2 separate regions of the Homo sapiens genome follow, and region 1 is linked to region 2. A link is an interaction called in ENCODE POLR2A ChIA-PET data of the cell type or tissue named here. Cell type or tissue: OCI-LY7. All regions are shown on one strand.

Region 1 (4,000 bases), 340 kb before region 2:
AAGAAAAATGGGAGATTCTCAGGGTGGGAATTTTATAATGACAGAGTGAGGAGCTTGACAAATCTTTGGCAAGAAAGCAAAAATAAAGCTGGACAACATTATCAAAAAAAAAAAAAACCAAAAAAAAAAAACCGGCTGGGCGCGGTGGCTCACACCTGTAATGCCAGGACTTTGAGAGGCCGAGGCAGGCGGATCACGAGGTCAGGAAATCGAGACCATCATGGCTAACACAGTGAAACCCCATCTGTACTAAAAATACAAAAAATTAGCCAGGTGTGGTGGCACGCACCTGTAGTCCCAGCTACTCAGGAGGATAAGGCAGGGGAATCGCTTGAACCCAGGAGATGGAGGTTGCAGTGAGGTGAGATCGAGCCACTGCACTCCAGCCTGAGCAACAGAGCAAGACCCCGTCTCAAAAACAAACCAAAAAAACGGCTCTTGAGCTACTTGCTTGAGCCCGCTCCCACTCTGTGGAGTGTACTTTCATTTCAATAAATCTGTGCTTTCACTGCTTAAAACAAAACAAAACAAAAAAACCTTAAAACTAATACTTCATACTGCATTTTGAAGTCAGTAAAAGCTCCAGGCATAGAGATAAAATTTAGAAAAATGGAATACAGTCCAATCAATTCCAAGTTCTTTAAGGGCTTATAAAAGACTCTGCAGGACGAGCTTACACCTATAATCCTAGCACTGTGGGAGACCAAGGCGGGAGGATCACTTGAGCCCGGAGTTCAAGACCAGCCTGGGCAACAATACGAGACACTGTCTCTATAAAAAAATTTAAAAATTAGCCGGGTGTGGTGGGCCCGTGGTCCCAGCTACTTGGGAAGTTGAAGTGGAAAGATCGCTTGAGCCTGGGAGATTGAGGCTGCAGTGAGCCATGATTGCACCACTGCATTCCCGTCTGGGCAACAGAGCAAGACCCTGTCTCAAAAGAAGAAGACCTTGCATATGAGACTTAGTACAACGTTCTACATGGAATGATCACTTTTTTTTTTTTTTTTTTTTTTGAGATGGAATATCACTCTGTCACCCGGGCTGGAGTGGAGTGGCATGATCATCTTGGCTCACTGCAACCTCCGCCTCCTGGGTTCAAGCGATTCTCCTGCCTCAGCCTCCCGAGTAGCTGGTATTACAGGCGCCCGCCACTATATCCAGCTAATTTTTTGTATTTTTAGTAGAGGTGGGGTTTCACCATGTTGGCCAGGCTGGTCTCAAACTCCCGATCTTGTGATTTGCCTGTCTCCGCCTCCCAAAGTGCTGGGATTACAGGTGTGAGCCACCACGCCTGGCCAGAATGATCACTTAACAAAAGACCAGACAGCTTAACAAAAGATCAGAAGATCTACAATGTGCCAGGCAGTGTTCTAGAAGTTAGGGATACAATGCCGTAAAATTGGTCAGGAGTTTGAGACCAGCCTGGCCAAGATGGCAAAACCCCATCTCTACTAAAAATACAAAAATTAGCCAGGGTGGGCACCTGTAATCCCAGCTACTAGGGAGGCTGAGGCACGAGAATCGCTTGAACCCGAGAGGTGGAGACTGCAGTGAGCAGAGACTGCACCACTGCACTCCAGCCTGGGCAACACAGCGAGACTCCGTCTCAAAAAACAAACAAACAAAATTGGGATTCTTCAAGAGCCCCAGGTGTCATAGAGATCTCAGGGTTACAACTATAGGCCTAAATAAGAACTGGTCTCCAGCTGCTACTAACATCAAAGATTGAAACACAAACAGCCCAATGGCTGACCTTGCATACTACAGAACTTCCCAGATTTGTTACTCACAGAAGATCCATCCTCTTCATGCAAGCCCTCTTTCCTCAGCTGTATTTTCTCTAAAGGGCGTAAATAAGGACTGTCCCAGCAGAACCACTCATCATAACGATGGTTCCAACGCTTGAAATGGATGAGTACTTTTCCTTCCTCGTAGTCAATGTCTTCTATGTGAGCTGGATACCTGAGTCAGAAAAAAAAAAATTGGCATTCCTTTAATACCCACCCCAAATATCCAAATATCCATAATGGTACATTTCCAAACCTCTTCCCAAAGGAGAAGGTTACCAGGCCTACCGTTTAGAGACTCTGTGTAGTTGGGTCAAATCACAAATTATGGAGGGTAACAGACTTGAGGTCCAAATCCTAACCTGCATATTCCTTAGTTTATGAACTATTTTATTTTATTTTATTTTTGAGACAGAGTCTCGCTCTGTCACCCAGGCTGGAGTGCAGTGGTGTGATCTTGGCTCACCGCAACCTCCTGGGTTCAAGCAATTCTCCCTGCCTCAGCCTCCCGAGTAGCGGGGATTACAGCGCCCGCCACCATGCCCAGCTAATTTTTGTATTTTTAGTAGAGATGGGGTTTCGCCATGTTGGCCAGGCTGGTCTCGAACTCCCGACCTTAGGTGATCTGCCCGCCTCAACCTCCCAGAGTGCTGAGATTACAAGGGTGAACCACTGTGCCCGGCCAGTTTATGAACCATTAAATTAAACTTTCAGAGCCTGAGTTCCCTCATGTAAAGTGGAAGAAGCACACTGGGTTGTAGTGTGGATTAAACAAGATGACATACACAGAAGACTTGAGCACACAAGAGGCAGGAAGAAAACATTAAGGATTTAACAACTAGATTAGATTTTACATGTGCCAATAAATCAGAATGACCATGCAACCCAGACTGTATCAGACAGTCTCAATTTTAAGCATTTATAAGCAATATAATGGAATACTGTGCAGTTTTTTTGGTTGTTGTTTGTTTGTTTTTTTGAGACAGGGTCTCGCTCTGTCGCTATGCTGGAGGGCAGTGGCGCGATCTCAGCTCTCTGCAACCTCCACCTCCCTGATTCAAGTGATTCTCCTGCCTCAGCTTCCTGAGTATCTGGGACTACAGGTACGTGCCACCACACCCAGCTAATTTTTGTATTTTTAGTAGAAACGGGATTTCACCATGTTGGCCAGGATGGTCTCGATCTCTTGACCTCATGATCCGCCCACCTCAGCCTCCCAAAGTGCTAGCATTACAGGCATGAGCCACCGTGCCCAGCCTTATACTACGCGGTTATTAAAAAGAACAAGATGATTTTATCTGTCAAGATATGGAAAGCTCTTCTAAGATATACAGTTATATGATTCAGAACACTGTATATGCTAAGCTATTGTTTCGTTTTATTTTGATTGATTGATTGATTGATTGAGACAGGGTCTCACTCTGTCACCCAGGCCGAAGTACAGTGGCGTGATCTCGGCTCACTGCAACCTCCCTCTCCCCAGCTCGTGTCCCTCCAGCCTCAGCCTCCCAAGTAGTTGAGACTACAGGCACACACCACCATACAGTGCTAATTTTTGTATTTTTTGTAGAGATGGAGTTCTGTTACGTTGCCCAGGCTGGTCTCAAACTCCTGGGCTCAAGCTATCTGCCCAGGATAGCAGATCCTGGCTCAGCCTCCCCAAATGCTGGAATTACAGGCATGAGCTACCACACCTGACTTACTTTTTAAAGAGGAGAAAAAAGGATATGTATTCACATATGCTTATATATGCATAAAGTATCTGGAAGGATGCCCAAGAAACAACAAAGGTTACTTGTGGAAAAGTGTGGTCAGTTCAGTAGATGGTTTCTTTCAACCTCCATTCAACCTTCTTTCTAGACTGAGAGTTAGGAAAATCAACAACTACATTTCCCTGACTTCCTTACAATTGGTGGCCAAGGTCATAAAGACCCTTGGGTTAGTGGCCAGGTCCAGTACAAGGCCTATCAAGCTTCCACACACATGTAAATCATCAAGGTATCCTGTTGAAATGAAGATTCTGATTCAGTATGCCAAGCTGGGGCCTAAGAGCTCTCACAAGCTCCCAGATGTTGCTGCTGCTGCTGCTGCTGCTGGTCTGCAATAAGCCAGAGCCTAATGTCTAATCATCAGTTTCATGCATGTCAAGCAGCAGTGGTGCAGATGGCAGTGCCAGTAGTGACTTCCTGACCAGATCACAGCTACGATTGTGG
Region 2 (4,000 bases):
TGGTCCTGGATCTCACCTTCTTGTATCCTCAGAGCCTCCTCCAGCTGCCGACTGTGTGCCTGGCAGGCATCCAGGGAGGCTTGCAGGGTTGCAGTGCTGGCCTCCAGACTGCGGCTCAATTCTGCCTGCTCGAGGAGATGCTGCTCTTTCCCCTGCAGGGCAGCATGAGCCTTGCCAAGGGCCTCCTGCAGAGCCTCAGCCCGGGCCCGGGCAGCCTCCTCCTGATGCCGGGAGGACTGACTTTCTGCCCGCAGAGCTTCCAGCTCCTGGTCCCGTTCCTTGAGCACTGCCTGGGCCTGCAGCCAGCTGTCCTGCAGGGCCCTGGTCTCCACCTCATGCTCCTGTGCCTGCTCAGCACACTGCTGCTGGAGGGCCAACAGAGCTTTCTCCTGTTCCCGAGACTCAGCCCTTAGGTCTCCCAGCACCTCCTCCAGGGCCTGGACCCGCCGTCCCTCCACTGCCAGCTCTTCCTCCAGCCTTCGTGCCTGTTCCTTGTGGTCCTGAAGCTCTCCATGACGCTCCTTCAGTGTCATATGGGCTTGCTCCAGAGCTCCCTGGAGGGCGTCTGCCTTTTCCTTCACCCTCTCCTCCTGTCCCTGGGCCTGCTGCTGTTCTTGCTGCAGAGCCTCCAGTTCCTGGTCCCTCTGGGCTAGGGCTCTCTGGGCCTCATCCAGTTGACTCTGAAGTGACTGCTCCTTCAGCTCCCCTTGTTCCCTGGCTTCCTGCAGTTGCTGCTGCAGGACCACTATTTCCTGCTCTCGCTGGGACAGGAGGAGGCTGGTCTCACCTACCTTCCTGTGCAGGCCCTGGAGCTGCTGCTCCAGCTGGTCTTTGAGCTCCTGGAGTTCATGGATATGCTCCTGCTGACATTCCACCTCCTTCTCCTTATCACGCAGGATCAGCTTCATGTGCTCTAGGCTCCCGCGCTGTGCTTTACTTGGGCCCTTCCCTTCCTCTGCCCGTTCCTGCATCAGCTGCCTCTGAGTGGTCAGCTCCCGGCCTCGCTCTCTCAAGGACAGCTTGATCTGTTCCAGGTCCTCCTCCAGGATCTTGGTCTGCCGGGTCCTCTGATCCTCGAGAACCTGAATCCTCTCCTTCTGCAGCATCAGCTCCTGGTCTCTCCTCTCGAGATCCTGAGTCAGATGCTCTTTCTGCCTCTGCAGCTCCTCGATCTGTTCTCGCTGAGACTTCACCTCCTGGTCCCTCTCCTGCAGCTCTCTTGCCAGAACGGTGCTGTGGCTCTCCAGGTCATGGATCTGGCTGCTTTGTGCCTGCAGCTCCTGGCTCCTTTCTTCTAGGTCCAGCGTAAGGTGGGTCAAAGCCACTCTCTGGGTTTCCCTCTGGCCCTCCAGCTCCTTGATCAGTTTTTGCTGGCACTCCATCTTGTGATGGTTTTCCTCCAGTTCCAGGGCCAGGCATTCCAGAGTAACCAACTGCTTTTTCAGGTCCTGAACCTGTCCTCTCTGGGACTCAATCATTTGGTCTTTCTTCTCAAGTTCTAGAAGCTGATGCTCCAAGACGTTCCTCTGAGTCTCCCGATCCTTCTCGAGCTCTCTGATCTGCTCCCTCTGCACAGTCAGCTTCTGCTCTCGCTCCTGGACGGCCATGGGCAGATGCTCTAAAACAGACCTACACTTCTCTAGCTCCTGAATCTGTTCTTGCTGCAGATCTACCTCTTGGTTCCTCTTCTTCAGGTCCAGAGACAGCAATTCCAAAGCAGCCTTCTGCATTTCCCGTTGCTTCTCCAGTTCCTGGATTTGTCCCCGCAGAGTCTCCACCTCCTCTTCTCTTTCAGCTAGGGTCTGGGTCAGGAGGGCCAAATTCTCTTGCAGAGCCTTCCCTTGGGCCACCTTCAGTTCGCCCTGCTCTTGCAGAGCCTGGGCTCTCTCACGCTCACTCTCTACTTCCTCATTTTTCAGCTTCAGTGCTGAGCGAGCCGTTCTCAGGTCTTCTTCCAGGATGCCAGCAGCACTTGCCTGAGCCCTGGCTTCTACGACAGCTGCTTGCAGGTGTTCCACCTGGGCTGTCAGGTTCTCCTTGGCTGCCTGAAGTAACTCTCGCTCACCCTAGAAGACAAGATGAAAAGCCACTTTAGACTACACTTCCCTGCTACTGTCACCCCAACACCGACCCTTCTCTTTCTTATTTTGTGGCACTAGCAGTGATAAGGACTTGGGCAAAAAAAAGTGGTGGTATATTCCACTTAAGCTGATACTGTAAAAGGGCATCCCTACCACCTTCCAGGACTCTGCTATGCCCAGGGGAGACGCTGGTCCTTCAGGACAAGGGGCAAAAATATCAACCTCAATTCAGAAAAAGCAATTGAAGGAGGATTCATTGGAACCTGAATAATGGCCCCCAGGGACATGGAGACAGCCAGAGGAACTGACAGACTTGCTGAAGGAAGTGGGACACAGGACCACAGGCCAAGGTGGGCCCAAGGGACTACTCCTGAGGCAAACCCCTCCCTGAAACCAGTACCACTTTACCTGGGCTTCCATTCGCTGTAGCTCTGCTCTCCGCAGGCGACTCTGTAAGGATGCCATAGTTTCATGTAGTTCCATCAGCTCAGATTCTAGGGAGTTCTGCTTTCCTTCCCACTTAGATTTCTCTTTGAGAAGAGAGGAGAGGAGAGGAGAGGTAGTGGAGTAAGACCCATGTTTGGGATATAGAGGGATATAGAGGCAGATGGAGGATGGGGAACAGATTCAAAGGGAAGGAAGGCCAAGAAGGAGAAAATTATATCCAGTGTCCTAGAGATATCAAGGACATCAAGAGCTGGCAGATGCCAGCTGCTTCTATTTGCCTGGCAGCACTCCCTGCTGCTGCCAGCCCCAGCACTGCCTGGTAATCATCCCAATATGTCCTCATCCTCATCACAGAGAGCCTTGGCCCTCAATTCCAGACAGGGTTGAGCCAGATGACACTGGAGGTTCCTTCTAGCCCCCAGTCCTATAATTGTGCAGGAGCTCCTAGAGACCCGGGTGGCTCTGCTGGTTGCCCACCATTTCTGCAACAGGCGTTGGAATCCCATTATTTTTGTGGCTCTCAGGGAACCCTCAAACGGCCTCAAAAAAGGCCCAGACCCAAGGTGTCCTCTTCTCTTTTTTTCTTTTTTTGAGATGGAGTCTTGCTCTGTCACCCAGGCTGGAATGCAGTGGCACAATCTCGGCTCACTGCAACCTCCACCTCCCGGGTTCAAGCGATTCCCCTGCCTCAGCCTCCCGAGTAGTTGGGATTACAGGTGCCCACCACCACACCCGGCTAACTCTTCTCTTTTACAGTAGAAACTTGAGCTTCAAGACCCTTCCTCTCCTGTCCTTTGTAAGGAGTCATGACACTTTCTAGTCCTTGGCTGGCACATGGATATATCCTCCCCAGATCCCCTCTCTTTGCTTTCTCCCAAATAAGCTCATAATCCCTCAGCTACCAAAGGCTAACTTGGAGGACACAGTTGAAGATGATAAAAATAAGTAACATGGATGACAAAAGATGCAGTTTTATAATGTTCTTACAGTCCTGGCCCTGGGTCTCCAATTTTTTTAATTTTTAAATCTACAGAGACAGAAAATGGAAGCCCAGCCATTTCCTTCTTTCAGTTCATCAAATCTGTTCCTCCTAATCTCTTCTTCCAGGATGGGCCTCAAAGGCCAAGCAAAGCTGAAAAAATAGTTCAAGGTGGTCAGCACCCCTTTGGAAGTGCATCTAGATCTCACCTCACATTTCTGGGTAAATAATGCAGTGCAGCTGGGCGCAGTGGCTCACGCCTGTAATCCTAGCACTTTGGGAGGTCGAGGCAGGCGGATCACTTGAGGCCAGGAGTTCAAGCACTCCCTGCTGCTGCCAGCCCCAGCGCTGCCTGGTAATCATCCCAATATGTCCTCATCCTCATCACAGAGAGCCTTGGCCCTCAATTCCAGACAGGGTTGAGCCAGATGACACTGGAGGTCCCTTCTAGCCCCCAATCCTATAATTGTGCAGGAGCTCCTAGAGACCCCGG

What was found. Peaks named below come from ENCODE experiments on the same cell type or tissue, not always from the same donor. Only the 100,000 strongest peaks of a DNase experiment are listed, where the experiment ranks them.
Region 1: POLR2A ChIA-PET joins it to region 2 with 7 read pairs; 4 of 35 experiments call an interaction of 5 or more read pairs at or near these places.

What each region holds. Positions count from the first base shown.
Region 1 is chr20:35,840,535-35,844,534 of GRCh38, reverse strand. It overlaps PHF20 (PHD finger protein 20), which reads right to left. Exons shown (of 18, transcript NM_016436.5): 3 at 1,791-1,962. Among named protein-coding and RNA genes, the nearest start is that of PHF20, 71 kb to the right of the region's middle. In OCI-LY7, no CTCF peak of the experiment used is centred here; no DNase peak of the experiment used is centred here.
Region 2 is chr20:35,500,456-35,504,455 of GRCh38, reverse strand. It overlaps CEP250 (centrosomal protein 250), which reads right to left. Exons shown (of 35, transcript NM_007186.6): 29 at 2,490-2,611; 30 at 1-2,066. Among named protein-coding and RNA genes, the nearest start is that of CEP250-AS1, 11 kb to the right of the region's middle. In OCI-LY7, no CTCF peak of the experiment used is centred here; a DNase peak (open chromatin) is centred at 1,955; H3K4me3 peaks cover 339 bases; H3K27ac peaks cover 1,665 bases.